Regions from separate parts of the Mus musculus genome. Here region 2 is linked to region 1. Evidence: chromatin loops called from intact Hi-C (ENCODE). Cell type or tissue: heart. All regions are shown on one strand. Each heading gives the region's core, and the rest is flanking DNA. Links, peaks and the distances in the headings are about the cores only. Region 1 holds the start of Aqp11 (aquaporin 11). Region 2 overlaps Gm39050 (a long non-coding RNA gene).

Evidence for each region. A loop is a pair of places that touch in the nucleus more often than their neighbours do. Peaks named below come from ENCODE experiments on the same cell type or tissue, not always from the same donor. Only the 100,000 strongest peaks of a DNase experiment are listed, where the experiment ranks them.
Region 2: it touches region 1 in a loop (5-fold over the local background); 4 of 42 quality-filtered maps call a loop at or near these places.

The regions. Positions count from the first base shown.
Region 1 is chr7:97,733,313-97,741,644 of GRCm38, forward strand. Aqp11 (aquaporin 11) reads right to left here and starts at 4,935. Exons shown (of 3, transcript NM_175105.3): 1 at 4,057-4,935. The coding sequence starts at 4,675. In heart, for the core only: no CTCF peak of the experiment used is centred there; a DNase peak (open chromatin) is centred at 4,839; H3K4me3 peaks cover 1,880 bases; H3K27ac peaks cover 1,220 bases; H3K27me3 peaks cover 288 bases.
Region 2 is chr7:97,783,569-97,791,900 of GRCm38, forward strand. The region is part of intron 1 of Gm39050 (a long non-coding RNA gene); the gene reads right to left. It also overlaps a transcript of Pak1 not described here. Among named protein-coding and RNA genes, the nearest start is that of Gm39050, 13 kb to the right of the region's middle. In heart, for the core only: no CTCF peak of the experiment used is centred there; a DNase peak (open chromatin) is centred at 4,873; H3K4me3 peaks cover 1,631 bases; H3K27ac peaks cover 1,153 bases; H3K27me3 peaks cover 4,620 bases.

The DNA of each region.
Region 1 (8,332 bases), core at 141-8,140:
AATTGAGTTTGAAAGCAGCCTAGGTAGTGACAAAGCAAGAGAAGACTCCATCTTAAAAAAATAGTTCGTAACTCTGCTTAGCTACAGAGCTTTTCTCTTTTTTTTTTGGGGGGGGGGGATTCAAGACAGAGTTTCTCTGTATAGCCCTGGCTGTCCTGGAACTCACTTTGTAGACTAGGCTGGCCTCAAACTCAGAAATCCACCTGCCTCTGCCTCCCAAGTGCTGGGATTAAAGGCATACGCCACCACGCCCGGCCAGAGCTTTTTTCTTTTGTTAGGAAAGCCAATGTGTCTATAATTGGTATCATATAGGTAGCCTCGGCTTACATATGAACCTTCAGTGCTGGGCACAGCATGTGATTAGCGTATATCCAGCCATAGGCTTAGTTTCCACCCATTAAAAACGAGTGCTAAGCAGTGAATGCACAGTCCTATGAGCCTGTTGCTCTGTTGCTCAAATCCTTATCAGACACTCTAGCAGTCAAAGGCAGTCCATTATCTTTGGAACAGTCATGACTTATTATCTGCAAAGTAACAGGAATGGTAAGTCCAGGAGCGGCCATTTCCAAGGTGCGTTCTTTTAGGCTACAGACTCTAGACAGAAAGGACCCCAAACCTGTTTCACATCCTCCTCTTGGGGTTTCACACTACATAGGAACAAAGTGATGTCTCTATAAGATCTTAACCTTAGAAACCTGCTTAATCCAGGGCTTAAGGGGTTATTGGCAACAGAATTGTGTAATAATGAAAAGCTTTAAGTTTTCATACACACACATCATCACGCACACCATTTGCTGTTCTTTGTATTCACAGTGCTGCGTGGCCATCAGCACCAACTTTACCCAAAAGTGGTCCAGCCCCTCAACATTTCCCCCGTGTCTTCTTTTTCATCCTATTTATGTTAGGATCTTGTGTAGCCTAGGCTGGCCTCAAAGTCACTACATAGCCCAGGCTTACCTGAATTTCTGATCCTCTCCCCATTGCTTCCTGAGTACTAAGCCACCACACCTGACCCTAAGTTTTCATGTGTTTTTTTTTTCACTGCTGCCAACACAAATCCTATTCCTACTCAATAGTGCATCCTCACCCAGTCTACCCTCACCCCCTGCTCTCTCAGTAACTTCTATTTACTTTCTCAGTTTTTGAATTTGCCTGTTTCAGGTATTTCTTGGAAGCAGAGTCACACAGTATTTGTTTTGGGTTTTGTTTGTTTTTTTTTTTTTTTTAAAGCCAGGCTTCTAAGCCGGGAGTGGTGGCACACACCTTTAATCCCAGCAGAGGCAGGCGGATTTCTGAGTTCGAGGCCAGCCTGGTCTACAGAGTGAGTTCCAGGACAGCCAGGGCTATAAAGAGAAACCCTGTCTCGAAAAAAAAACAAAAACAAACAAACAAAAAAAAGCCAGGCTTCTTTTGCTTAACATTATGTTCATCCATGTAGCATATGTCAGAACTTTACTCCCTTTTATAGCCAAGCAATCTGTGCACACTATGGAAATGCTGATAATTACATCGTTAAACTGATACCCAGCAGTGTGAGCCATGGTTCCAGCCTAGCCTCGCTGCAACCTGAGGCAGGTCACTTCTTTCCCCAGTGCTATTTGCTTTACTTAAAATGGGAAGAAGAATAATGTGCCCGTCCTGGGTAACTGTGAGAATTACGGTAACCCATGAATTCCTTAGCAAAGTGATTGGGTCTATAACAGGTACCTAGGGAGTACTCTTATCTCTTTTATATTGGCAGAAAGGCATGTAGCTTTATAACCAGTGTATATTTGGTTCCACCCCTGCAGTCTCCGGCCCTGACCAATACCAGAGCCACCAGCTCTAGTACAGTGAGGCGTGACGGAGGAATGCACATACAGTCTGAAGTGCTGAAGTTTAACTTCAATCTAAATAGGCACCTGGAGCCAGTGGCTGCTGAGCAGGACAAAGCAGGTCCACTCTAGAGCATTGTTCAAAACCGGTTTCATAATCGGATCGCCTGGGCAGAACTTTAAACTCTGACACTTCCTCCGCCCCTTCCCAGAGCAGTTAGATGCTGAGATCTGCACCAGAATGGGTATATTTTTAAAACTCCAGAGATTTGGAAAGAGATTGTTGAGAACGTCTGCATCAGAGATTGGTTTAGTCCTGAGTATTCACGACAAGAAATCAGCCGAGCTTCAGACCCTTAAACTGACATCCTAGAGACCTTCTCCATTGGCCTCTTACTTAGAAATAACTCCAAGGGTCACTTTTCTTCTCTTTTGGAAGACGTTTTTACCCCTCACAAGAGCCAAGGGCCATGTGCATAAAGGCAAGTGTTCTATCTTTGAACTACATCCCCAGCCCAGGAATAGTTAGTAGTAAATACATTATTTATGGAATCATAACTTGGTGCTAAGAGCATAAAAGTACAGGAAGAACACCAACTTCACAACTATCAACAGAGGCAGGAGGAACAATTCGGGGGTGAGAAAGATCTAGGTGTCCTTAAGTTCTTTTTAATTATAAAACAATCTCAGATTTTTATTTTTTGTGTGCTTGTTTTTAAAGACTAGGTCTCATGTAGCCCAGGCTGACCCAAACCCAGTCAGTAGCAGAAGACTTTATTCCTCCTGCCTCTACCTGTCCAGTGCTAGTATCTCGGGCATGAATCACCTGCACAGCTCTTTGCTGCTTTAATGGGCAAGCACAGAACTCTCCTGTGGTAGAACTGCTCATGCACAGCGGGAGTTTCTGCTTTAGCTGAAACTCTCACTGGCCCCTCAAATAGCACGTGCCCACTTCTCTTATCCCACACAATGTGTTTTCCTGTGTGTCAACTAAAAAAACAATGCTAGATTCAAAGAAAGGAGACTTCTGAAGTCTTTCATGTTGCCCCAGGAAGTCAAGCCTACACTGGAAGTCAAGGGGTTTTGTTTACTGTGCCCTGGCTTGAGCCCAGAAGGGCAGTGCTAGGCAGGGTTTCCCTTTTAATGAGTACAAGAAGTATTAAGACTGTCACTAGGTGTCCTTTATTTATATTCATGCCTCTAAAACATTCTTTATAGTTCCACTATCATCCCAGTAAAAGTATTTCATTATTTTAAATGACACACTCTTTTAAAAGGCGCATTTTATCATTAAACAATTTTTGAATTGCTACTGCAGCTAAGCTTTGTGAAAGTAAACAAGTAAATAAGACTTCTGGAGGGTTTTTTTTTCTTGTTTTTGTTTTGTTTTCCTTAGACCGGGTTTCAGTATTTAGCACTGTCTGACAACGAATTTAACATTATCCTCCTCCTCTGCTTCCTGAGTGATGGGATTACAGGCGTGTGCCACCACACCCAGCTGAGAATGATTTGTTTTTAAAGAGCATCTTTAAAAACATTTTAAACTTGAGCCGGACTGTGGTGGCAAACGCCTTTAATCCCAGCACTTGAGAGGCAGAGGCAGGTGGATTTCTGAGTTCGAGGCCAGCCTGGTCTACAAAGTGAGTTTCAGGACAGCCAGGGATACACAGAGAAACCCTGTCTCGTAAAAACAAAACAAGAACAGTTTAAACTTGAAACACACCTTTCATGGGAGTCTACTTAAAAGTCCACGTGCAACTCCACATAAGGAATATGACAAGTAATTTGTAGGAAAAAAGTAGGACGTGAATGCAGCTACAGAACTGCTTCTCCTCGCGGTCAACTACTGACCTATCGTGCACTTTAAGCTCGAAGGAACTTTTTGACCGGATCGTTTCTCAGTAAGAGTGTCAGAAGCAATCTATACCACCTTGGCATGAGAGCCGTAACTGATAAGCTGCCTTTCTAACATTAAAACAATCCCTTTGTGGGCTATTTAAGCCTTTGGCAGTAATCTGCCACGATCTTAGTTTCGGCACCGGAGTGTCTGCTTTCTCTGGGTGTTCAAAACAGCAATGAATGAAGATCTGTATGTTGGCTCCAACTGCTAGGCTGCAAGGTGGTTAGAATAATAAGTGGCCCAGGGTAGGGTGCAGGGGGTGCTCAAATGTATCGGTAAAGAACTTAGAACCTCTGGTCATAGAGGCTCCGGACTGCCAAGTGTTTGGTAGGAATAACAAACCTGCATAGGCCAAAAAGGTGATGAGTGCAGCCAGCAGGTGGATGCGAAGCTTGGTTCGGACCTCCTGGAAGTGCAGTAGAGCGCTGTGGAAAATAAAGGAGCAGATGGCCTCTATGATGATCGCTTTGGACATGTCGGTGTGGATGGGATTCCTGCAAGCTAAGATCCTTTCGTCGTAATGGTACTTGGTCAGACTCAGGCTCCACAGGGCGCTTATGCAGTACCTGCTGCACAGGGCGCTAACCAGCTGAGCCAACAACCTCACGGCACCCATTTCGGGGGACATACCCCCCAGAATCATCTGCATCATCACGCCGCACGGGTTGCTAGCTGTGCCCACCAGGGTCAGGCCATGCACCAAGGAAAAGAAGTAGATCAGTGTCAGAGTCCAGGTGGGGTGCGCAGAGTCCTGCTCGCTCAGCACTTGGAGCTCGTGGGTGCAGCAGCAGAGCTGGAAGGTAGCTAGAAACTCCAGGACGAAGGCGTGGACCACGGGCCTGTGTAGCTGTTGCCGGGCGATCACGCGGGCCAGCCCCACGAACAGCACGAACAGCAGCATTAGCCCCAGCGAGATGCAGGTGTCCTGCACCTCGGGCCGGAGCCCCAGTAGCGCGGACATGGCTCCCTCACCGCTGGGGATGGCTGAGGGCGGCAGGGACAGAGGAGCGTCGGGGGCTGGAGTCCGAAGTCCGCCGCCCCGCCCTCCCACGCCCCTCAGGGGCGGGCCGAGTGGAGAGCCCGGGTTCCGCGCTGGAGGGCTCCTCCCCTCCCCGGCTGCGCTGTGCAGATGTGACCTGAGCCGGGGAGGGGGGGAGGGCGGGGGAAAGGAGGCGGCGAGGGAGCTGTCCCTGGGCACTGGCGGAGGGGACAACGGTCTGTAGAGCCCCACGCGCACCCGCCTTCCGCCGCCTCCCTCAGCACAGGGCCAGGGCCCCGAGACCACTGCGCACGCGCGTGGCGCCCGAGCTCTGGGCTCTCAGCGCCGGACCCCGAGCCTAAGACCGCACCACGCTGGTGCTAGAGCATGTGGCGATCGGAGCGTGGCTTGGGAACTCTGCCTTGATCTTTGCACACTCCGGAAACTGTACTCCACGGAGCCCCAGAGGTCATCTTTGCAGCCACCCCGTTTTTACTAATGGAGAGACTGAGGTTGAGGAGCGAGGAGGTGACCCTCAGGGAAGGAGCTGTGGTCAACTGGGAGTGGGCGTGAGAACCGAGGTTTGACTGGTTTGACAAGGTGTTAGAGCTTTGGTTTTCTTCACCCACACTCGAACTTTTTTCGTAAGTGTGGGGGAAAATATATATATCCATTTATGTGTAAAATTGACGTTAATTATATTCACACTTTATCTAGCTATCGCCACTATTTCCAAACTTTGGATGTTGTGTTTTATTTTTTATCGAATGCATTTGCTTAATTATCTAATTGTCTTATTTATGTTTATATATGTGCATACACACACACACACACACATATATATATATGTATGTATATACATACATACATACATACATACATACATACATACGGGGGTCGCTGTGCCCAATCTCATGTGTTCCACAAGGTGGGTCCCAGGGATCAAACTCAAGTCCTCAATTGGGCACCTTTACCTGCTGGAAGCACCTTGCCTGCAGGTGGTGGTTTAGGCATGAAGTCCTCAAAGTTTATAATGTTTATGTTATCTTCATCATGAGATATTAAAATACTAAGAAAACATTGTTTGCTTGTTCTCATTGGCATCCAGTGTGGGAAGGAAACCCTTGGATTGGTTGGCTTCCCAGAATCCTGGGACAACCTGAGGCAGGATGGAAAGAAGGGAGTTTGAGGGGCCATGGAAAGGAAGCTAGCCTGGAGCTGAAGTCTTGCACCAGCTGAGAGTCAAGTATTCCAGCACAGTTAACATCTATTGTGAAGTTTGCCTTATAGATATCCCAAATAAGAATATTAAAATAGGTGCTGGTGAGATGGCTCAGCGGTTAAGAACACTGACTGCTTTTCCGGAGGTCGTGAGTTCAAATCCCAGCAACCACATGGTGGCTCACAACCATCCTTAATGAAAAACAAATAAAAAACCTATGGTCCAGTGCGAGCGGGGCCGGAGCAAAAGGGAAGGGGGGAAAAAGGGAATATTAAAATAGTTCTGGAAGTCACTTTCTGAGGCGACCTTCCTCCTAGATGGTCTTTGTGACTTCCAACCATGGCATACCAGGGCCAGGGCCACAGAAGGTGTGGAGGGTGATGGTGCAGTCCGCCAACCTCAAGTTCAGATACTTGCCAGGCAGATTCCGGTGTGGCTGTGTGAGCAAGTGAATATTGGGAAAGAGGGATAGATGGCTGCATTATTGGCATTGAGGAGTACTTGAACCTCGTATTAGATGATGCAGACAAGATTCACCGTAAAACAAGAAAACAGCCGGGCTGGATCATGCTGAAAGATTTCTGAGTTTGAGGCCAGCCTGGTCTACAGAGTGACCTTCAGGACAGCCAGGGCTACACCGAGAAACCCTGTCTTGGGAAAAAAAAAAAAAAAAGTCTTCTAATGGGAACACAGTCTGAAACATTTATTTATGTTGTTTCGGTAGCCCTTATGCTATTATTATATAACAATAAGTGCTGTAAGGTTGTTTTGTCTCACACACACACACACACACACACACACAGAGAGAGAGAGAGAGAGAGAGAGAGAGAGAGAGAGAGAGAGAGAGAGAGAGAATGTTAGAATAGGGATTAAGGAAACATAACCTTTCCCCCAGTTTTCTAGTTTTCTCATGAGGAGCTCCATTTAGTGAAAGATATATCTAATCTCCCTTGAATAACCTTTGTGACCCAGGATTTACCTCATCAGGTTGTAATCATATCCAAGACATCTTATGACTCACTCTATACTCATATTTACCAAAAAGGATGTGTGTGTGTGTGTGTGTGTGTGTGTGTGTGTGTGTGTGTGTGTAATAATAGGAAGGAGCCCTTAGAAAAACTTCCATCAATGGAATTCTAAAAGCTTCTAAAATCAACATGCAATTGTGTGCAGTTGTGGCCAAGCCACTTAACTACAATTCCTGAGAAGCCCACACCCAAACTATGGTTGGCTATTGTCCTGTCCAAGAGGGCCTTTCTATTGAAGTCTGTGTAAAGAAAATCTCTTCTTTGTAAACTCCAGTTTGCTTCACAGCAACTCATCCTGAAATTCTTTTCTGCACTGAAGTTAAGAATCCCAGATTTGAGCCTGTGTGGTAGCACACGTCTTTTTTTTTCCCCTCAAATATTTATTTATTGTATATATATGTGAGTACACTGTCATCATCTTCTGACACACCAGGAGAGGGCATCAGATCCCATTGTGAGCCACCATGTGGTTGCTGGGAATTGAACTCAGGATCTCAGGAAGAGCAGTCAGTGCTCTTAACTACTGAGTCATCTCTCCAGCCCCGGTAGCACACATCCCAATCTCTGCAAAGGCAGGCAGATCTCTGAGTTCAAGGTCAACCTGGTCTACATAGAGAAATCCTTCACCACTGCCCCTAAATAATTCCAGCGTTGTCTCGTGGGAGTCTCTGGAAAGAAGGCCCCAGGCTTCTCCAGTCAGCAGTGTGGAGCTCTGTCTCTCCCACCTGATTGGCTTCAGAAATCATGGTAACCAACCCCTTAGCACAGAGCCCAGCACAGAGCAAAACGTGCTTAGTGAGTAGCTTGAAATTGAAACCCCGTGTTCTGACCGCCTGGGTCCAAGAGTTCATGACAACACCGCACTCCTAAGAATTCACCCACGTGGGTGGCCCGCAGTGAGCAGAGTGGGAACAGCTGCCGGGGCTCCCCTGACCTTGAGCCTAGCAGTGTTCTGAGCTGATGTATGTCGCAACGCTTGCCTTAGTTCGGGGGTGACTAAGCACCATCCTGCCTCAGTCTTGTCCCACATGGCTCTGTCACCCACAAGTCCATCTATTTCCTAGAGCTGAGAGGGCAGGGCAGCACAGTCAGGTGGGTGACCTTCTGCACAGTCCAGTCTCATTTCCCAGGCTCAACTGTCCCTTTTATAACCTTATGAAGATTCCCAGACTGTAGCTCGCATCTGTTACCCTACCATGCTGGTGCCCGAGGTAGGATTGCCTCAAATTTGAAGGAAAATTCCTTTTTAATGCTAAGATTTCTGTGGTGCCAATAGTCAAAAAAAAAAAAAGTTATTTCATAAAATATAAAGTTTGTAGAGAAATGAAGCCCTTTCTCTTTGTCTATGTCAAGCAAAAGAATCTAAGGTAAGTTAAAGCCATTTCTTAG
Region 2 (8,332 bases), core at 106-8,105, 50 kb after region 1:
TAGTGCGCGACTTTGATCCCAGCATTAGTGAGGCAGAGGCAGGTGTATCTCTGAGTTTAAGGACAGCTGTTCTAGAGAGCAAATTCCAGGTCGACCTGATCTGCATAGTGAGACCTGATCTCAGATCCAATTAGTTAAATCATCCATTAAGCAGCCACAAAAGAGACTGGTGAGATGGCTCAGCAGTTAAGAGCACTGACTGCTCTTCCGGAGGGAGTTCCAGAGGGAGTTCCCAGCAACTATGTGGTGGCTCACAACCATTGATAATGAGATCCGACACCCTGGTCTGGTATGTCTGAAGACAGCTACAGAGTACTTAGATATAATAGTAAATACTTTAAAAAAAAAAGCAGCCACAAAAAAATCAAACTCAGACAGCTATGGACCTATTATGCACAGGTGCTCAGCTACTTGGTGATCAGAAGAATGTAAATTAAAGCAAGAACACCCTGTCACACACTATGTACTGCCTGTAATAAATAAAACAGTAAAGATTGGTAATCCCAAATTGTTGAGGTTATAGAGAATTAAAATTCACATACCTTTCAGACAGGAGTGTAAACAAGATTGCCATTATCTATTAAATTTGATTTATAAGATGAACCTATAAATGAAACCTGAGCAGTTTGCAGCAGACACTTCTGGTATTACCTTCCCTGAGTCCATCTCTGATTTCAGCTGCAGCCTTGGACAGTTTGACTCTCTCTAGGCTGCAGCACTGACCCAGTGTCCACCATACACTTTCCTCTCTCTCCTGCAGCAACTTCTCTGGTATCAGGTTGTGATATGGACCTGCAAACAAAGCTATCAAGTTCAGGGGCATCAACATCCTGGGGACAACCCTCAGGTGATGAGAATTTCTGCAGTTGATTGACATTTCCCCCTCTCAGATGACTCCAGCTTTGTCAAGTTGACATAAAACTAGCCAGCACAAAAAACTTTCTACTCAGATAAATTAAATATCAAATGATAGAACTTTTATCAAACTTTAGTGAGTCCCACAGGCCACACACCATTCTAAAGAATTTCTACCTATGTATGCACTAGTTTCCATTCCTTTTGGAGAAATCTCAGCCCTGCCAAACGTGTGCTCTAGTCACTTACAATTTCATGTAGTTGGTTGGATTTTGTTTGCAATTTTGAGAGTCTTGAAGAAATATCAGTCTTAGGTCACTCATGTGCCTGTCAATTCAGGACATAATGTAAAATCCAGAAAATTTCCAGAGAAGACTGACAACATGACAAACCCTGCTCTTCTTTGGCAGCTGGAGGAGCAGACTATGTTGAAAGTGATGTCCTGAATGAAGAGCTGAGTGTGAAGCACCATGCCTGCAATCTCAGTACTTAGGGCACACTGAGGCAGGAGGGTCTTGGCTTTGGAGCTAGCTCTGGGCTACATAGCAAGACCCTGTCTAAAATGAAAACAAAGAAACACAATGTACTGGTGTGCTAGAGCTGTCTTCATTATTAGTTTTGGCAGGGGGTTAGGGACAGCATAGCAAGTGGTGTCTTACAATTGGGTGGACACATTAGATGGATGCACCTTCTAGCAAGCACCCCTTCCACTTTACTAACATAGACAAGCCCCACCCTTGACTGGAGATGAATTCTTTCTGGACTAGGGAATAAATTAGCACATGTAGTGGCCTAAAACAATACACACTTCATGGTATGTACTCACTGATAAGTGGATATTATGCAAAGAGTGTGGAATACCCAAAATACAACTCATGGACCACATGAAGCTCAAGAGGAAGGAAGACCAAAGAGTGGATGCTTCAGTCCTACTTAGAAGGGGGAACAAAATAATCAAGGGAAGTAGAGGGTGGGAGGAACTTGGGAGGAAGAGAAGACGGAGAGGGGAAAAGGGGGTAAGAATCAGGTATGGGAGGAGATGGAGGAGATGTACAGAGGGTCAGGAAATTGAACAGAGGTGTGTAGCCGTGGGGGATGGGGAACTGGGGGTAGCAACCAGAAAGTCCCAGATGCTAGGAAAGCAAGAGCCTTCCAGGACCCCACGGGGATGACATTAGCTCAAATATCCTACAAAGGGGATATTTCCTGTCGAGTCCATATCTAGAAATTAGGCATGGCCCCCTGGTTGAAGTATAGGGACACCCACTCATCTCCAAAATTTTAACCCAGAATTGCTCCTGTCTAAGGGAAATACAGGAACAAAGAGTGGAGCAGAGACTTAAGGAAAGGTCATCCAGAGACTGCCCCACCTGGGGCCCATTCCACATGCAGTCACCAAGAAGTGCTTGCTGATAGGAGCCTGAGACAACTGTCTCTTGAGAGCCTCTGCCAGATCCTGACCAATACAGAAGCGGATGCTTGCAGCCAACCATTGGATTGAACACAGGGAGCCCAATGGAGGAGTTAGGGAGGGGACTGAAGGAGCTGAAGGGGTCTTATCTGGCATCAATGGGAGGGGAGGCCCTTGGTCCTGTGAAGGCTTGATGCCCCAGTGTAGAGGAATGCTAGGGTGGTGAGGCAGGAGTGAGTAGGTGGGTGAGGGAGCACCTCATAGAAGCAGAGTAAGGGGGAATGGCAAAAGGGGGTTGCAGAGGGGAAACGGGAAAGGGGATAACATTTGAAATGTAAATAAATAAAATATCCAATTTAAAAATTACACACTTGCTATACAAAGTGACAATTCAGAAGTTCAAAATGGATGGGTGTGTATGGGTTCAAACCAAGGTGCCAGAGGATCCAAAGAAGACGTGTGCTCTTGCATGTTTCCCTCTTTTGAATATGCTCTCAAGAGCAGAGCGGTTCTTATCTCAAAGTCCTGATTTAATCACACCTGCTAAGTGTTTCGTCATGGAGGGAACCACATGTACTCTCTACAGTGGTCAGAATACTAGCATTCTGAAAGAGCTGCTATTTGCTTGCTGTGGAGACAGTGCAAAGAGAGTGTAGATTAGGATACATTTCCTGGGTTGTGATCCTGGGATAAACTATGCTCTGTGTACATGCCACAGTTTCCTCATCAAAGGACGAGAGGGACAGGAGGAAACCTGGAAGGGTTGTTGTAGGTTTGTTTAGCAAGATAGCATTAATGAAGGGCTCAGAACAGCATCTACCACACAGTAAGCTTTTATTAAATACAGTTTTTTAATTTTTAATTTAATTTTTATTTTTGGATATAGGGCTTCTGGATCTCACAGAGATTTGCCTGCTTCTGTCTCTTGAATGCCAGGATTAAAGGTCTATGCCTCCACCTAGACTTTAATATCTTTTAAATAAATTGATTGATACTATGTATCAAGCACTGCTCCAAGTTGGGAGGTACAGGTGGGTTTATTCTGTGGAACTGATGAAGTCAGATACACAATTACAGTTATTACAATTTGTACTGCTTGGGATAAAATAGCCAGGCCAGAGGTGATACACTTGGGAGCACTGTTACAGGTTCTAGGCCAGCCAGGAATCTTAAAAGAAAGAAAGAAAGGTGGTGAGGTGGGAGAGAGAGAGGAATAAATAGGCAGATTAGAAAGGGCATAATATTAAATTCAGGGAACCTTAGAAATATTAGTCAAACTCCTAGATTAATATGATATTGGAGTTTTAGTTTGTAAAAGGAATAGGTGTTTTCAAGTCAGATAATGAAGGAAGGGCTCTTGATAGAAAAAAGAATGTTAAAAAATGTTAGGTAGGATTCTTATGTGGCTCAAGACGAAGCCAGAAAGGTTGTCATACACAGCCAGCCTGTAAGTGCTGCGTTAAAGTTTGGACTTTATCCTAAAAGCAATAAAGTGTCTCTGACTGTTTAAACGTGGGGAAGCAATCATCAGTTTTGTAGCTTTATAAAGCTTCCCTGGAGACCACTGAGCATAATGAGTTAGATTTTGATTTTGAGAGAGGAAAGTTTGCTTCTGTTGCCCAGGTGCTGGTGGTGACCAGCAGTTTGGACAAGGCTTGACGTGGTTTTGTTTTTGTTTTTTTTTTATTTTTTGTTTTCTTTTCAGCTTACAAGCAGGAAGGACAATTTGAAATTAATGTTGAGAACAAGGATCTGATTAGAGGGCTGTTGAATGGTGATCATTGGCTGAGAACATGAAGGGGAAAGGTCATCAGAAATAGCTATTATTTTCAAGGGCAATGCATGCTAAACTGCATTTGTTGTTGTTGTTGTTAAGTTGAAGCTTAGAGAAGTCAAATTAGGATAGCCAGGTGCAACTTATTAAGAAATTATGGGTTAGGAATTCAACTTAACTTGGATATCTGGTGTGTGAAATAAGGCTCTGAGTTTTGGCTCAGAGTAATTTGTCTCGGTTTTGGATGTACTGAATTTGAGGTATAGCAGGACAGGCAAGTGATGAATGCCATTTTACAGGTATTGAGAAAAACAGAATCTGAGCTCAGGTAAAAGGTTTGCGTCAAAAATAGCCTCAGTGGTGGGAGAAGAGCAGACTTTTTATTTCAACCTGAGTCCAGTATAGCTTAAAAGTCTCCACTATTTCTTCCCCAGCCCTTACCCTAATTCTCAGACCTCTAACCCCAAGACAAACAGAAGAGTAGATGTCTGGGTCCGACGTGACGTGAGATCAGACAGTTTTCACACTTTCAGCTCTTGGTGACGAGCCCAGGGATGCCAAGATGCTTTATATTCAAGGGGCCACCCGCATTCCACTCTGACTTCACATTAACCATCTGACAGAGCATCCACATTTCAGGGAAAAGGCCGCTTCAAAGAGGGAGACCGCGACAGCTCACAGCAGACGCCCGGGCCCAATGACGTCACGCGGCAGCCAGGTGATTCCCTAGCCTCTGGCGTCAAGTGCTGATGACGTCATCCCGGCGCCCCACCTCGCCCCCTGGCCGTGTTGGCCTGGTTCACGTGGGTCTGTCCGGCGCTCCCCGCCCCCTCCCACCTGCGGGGGGCGGAGGCCGGGCAGAGGGGGCGGGCCCGAACGAAGGAGGCGTGGCTTGGGCGGGGTCGTAGGGCGCGGCGGCCGCCAGCCCGGCTACATACAATAGCAAGGCTGCGACCGGGGCCGAAGGTACCGCCGCACGGTGGGCACTCCTCGCCGCTGCCCTACACCTCCCCGTCCCACTGCACCTCTAGGCTGCGCGGAGTCCTGTCCGCTATCACCGGCTTTTCGCAGTCGCCGGTGCCCCCTCAGAGCCCGCGCTCTCCACAGTGTCCTCAGGGAAGGCTCCCCTTAGCGAGCGCACCCCGCCCCCTCATAGTCCCGGCGCGCCTCCCGCTCCCCGCGGCCCGCAGCGGCCCGCCCTCCAGACCCCGGGCCTGAAGGAACCCGGCGCGAGCGGCGAGAGGAGAACGCGGGGCGCCCGCCGGCTCACACTCCCGCGCTCTCTCTCCGGGTTTGGCGGCCGCCAGGAGGAGGAAGAGGAGGAGGAGGAGAAGAAGAAGGAGGAGGAGTGGAGCGAGCGCAGAAGGTGAGAGCTGGCCTCCCGCGACAGTGCTCCCCGCATCACGGCGGCCGGGCGAGGGCGCGGGGCTGGGGAAGGCGCTCGGAGGGGGCGGGGAGTTGGGGGGGCGGACCGGGGCGCCAGGTGAGCCGAGGCGGGCGCCGCCCCGCGAGGCCGACCGCTCCCTTCGGGCCAACAAAGGCCCCCATGTGTCAGCTCCTATGCGACCGCGGGTTCCCGAAGTCGGGGCGCTGGGGAGCCCCGAGGGCGGGCGCTGGGGCTGGGGAGGGCCCACAGGTCCCGGTCTCGGTTCCGGACTGACTCCCTCCGGAACTTCGGGGTCCTGAGACGCTAAAACTGGCCCGCGACGCAGATGCTAAGTGAAGCAATGAGGGTTTATTCTCCGTGGTCGGTCCCGGCTTGGGAATCACTTTTCAGGTTCATCGCCTTGTAAAATAGACGGGTAGCAAATGACCCCACCTTCACCCCAGGAATACTCCGTAACTTGGGAAGTTCCTCACAGACTTAGAACGAGAATCAGGTTTTTTTTTTTTTTTTTTTTTTCCCCACGCCCATTTTTAGTCTATTTCAAAGGCAGAGTTCTTCCAACCATCACTATCTTGGATCTTTTAAAGGTAAACGATACTGTGTTTTTGGAAGAATACTTGACAGTTATTGAGTGCCTTTAAAAAATATCTTGTATCCTGTTTCTTATGTTAAACCCCTTGGATAATCACCTTATCCTTTACGATATTTCCAGAACTGTGAAAGGTAAAAGAAGAGGTTATTAATCAAGTTAGTACTTCTATCTTAAGAATCGTTCTTGAGAAAAACCTTTGTCCCCTATGTCTAAGGGTCTCTCAACTCTGTCAGGAGGAAAACTGGAGTTCAGCGGTACAGAGATGCCTCATTAGGCATTACCTCCTTCCAATATGACCTTGAATTGATCACACCCAGCCTTAAAGTTCTTAGAGTTTGCTTTTAAAGTTCAGAAATGAGCAGCTAGCTAGCAATCATCTGCTCAGCTTTCGGGATTCCACTGAAGAATCCTCTCCACCTTGGAGTCTTTGCTGGCATCCATTCTGCTTCCTTCCTGACACAACAGTCTTCTCCCCACTGGGGCTCCCAGAGGCCCACAGAGATTTCTTCTGTCTGCACTTGTAACGCATTCTACTTGGAAATCTTATGTTCACATGTACACAAACCATCTCAACTAGAAGCCACCTCTCAAAGAGTTTTGGCAACTCGGACTCTGACATTTCCTGAAGCTTATTCTAGTCTTAACCTGCTAAGTGAACTCATGGCTTGGCCTGATCAATTTACTTATTTATTCATCTGTTTATCCAATATTACTGCTACAATCTGAAGTGCTACAGTGTTTCAAGCTGCCTGCTAAAGTCTGTGCTGATTTCAAGTACATCAATACAGCTGGTCTTTGCTCACAAGACCAAGAGCTCAAAGTTTAGTGGGTGAGGTAGACTTGTAAACAATGAAGGTCCTCTGGGGGACTCCAGTTGTACAGAGAATGGTGCGCAGTAATTAAGGTTGCTGGACCTGTCCTACAAGTCCTGGCCACAGCAAGTCCGTAGGGAAAGTGGCCCTTCATCTGTAAGAGTTTACTTGATAAAAAGCTTATCCAGTTCAACTCCATGTATATTTTCTGAGTACCTGTTTTGAGGTCTTTTGCTAGGTTTGCAGGAAGCTGTGTACCTTGAGGGGTCTTTGTAAAACAAAACCTGGTCTATCAGTGCTTCCTCCCCTCCCACCCCCCTTTTCACAGTTGAAGGATTACCTTCAAACTTTTTAGTGTGAAATAAGAAACTCCTGGAGAGCTGACCATTGCCTACTTTTGCATCCTTAAACTTTCTGGGTTCTGTCCTCCGCCTCCTCTTCTCTTCTCTTTTCCGAATTGCTGCTTTGCCTGGAGTGCTGCTTCCTACCTGTTATTTGCCTGTGGAGAATTCTTTATTGGACCTCTGAGAAATAGTTCCTCCTCTTCCCTCTTCCATCTCTGGGAATGAGTTACTCTTCCATCTTCTGGCTCAGGAGTCTAGAATTTTTGTAGTACTCCTTTAGTAATCAGTTGCAATTAAATTTGAGTCTTCATCTTTGAGCTTTAGCCCCTTCTTTCCTTCTTTCCTTCCTTTTTTATGGTACTAGGGATCAGGTGCTCTACTGCTGAGCTATATCCCCAGCCCTTGGATGTCTTACACTGAGCATTTTTAAATTTTGAGACAAAAACCAACCTTGGACTCATTCTGTAGCTCAGGCAATGAATTTGTGATTCTCTTTTAGCTTCCTAACTGGGAGACCACTAAGTTCAGTGGCCTGTGAATCTTTTATCTTTCCTTTCCGTTCCTTTCCTTTCCTTTTCTTTTCTTTCCTTTTTAAAAATTTTTTTCTTTGACATGTTGAAGAATGAAACTAGCCCCCCCCCCCCCTTTTTACGTTTTCCTTATTTATTGTGTTGTGAGTGCATGCATCCGAGGTGTAGCTTATGCAAAGTCACCTTTTGGGAATTCTCTTTCCTGGCGATCAGACTAAGGTCATCAGGCTTGGCAGGAAGCATCTTTTCTTGATGAACCATCTTGTCAGCCCTATATATTATTAAATTTCCACTTCCTTATTGTGTGTGTGTGCGTGTGTGTGTGCGTGCGTGCGTGCGTGTGTGTGTGCGTGCGTGCGTGCGTGTTAGTGGAAATTTTGTGGAGGTCAGAGGACAGCTTTCAGGAGATGATTCATTCTCTCTTTTCACAGTGAGTTTCAGGGGTGGAACTGATTAGGTATGTTCATTAAAGCAAGGGCTTTTTTTTTTTTTTTTTTTAACCTGTTGACCAATCTCATTAGCTCTACTTTATATTTTGAGACAGGACCTTCCTAAGTTGCTCAGGCATGCCTTGAGCTTGGAATCCTTCTTTGTCTAGCTTCTGAGTAGCTGGGGTTACAGGCCTGT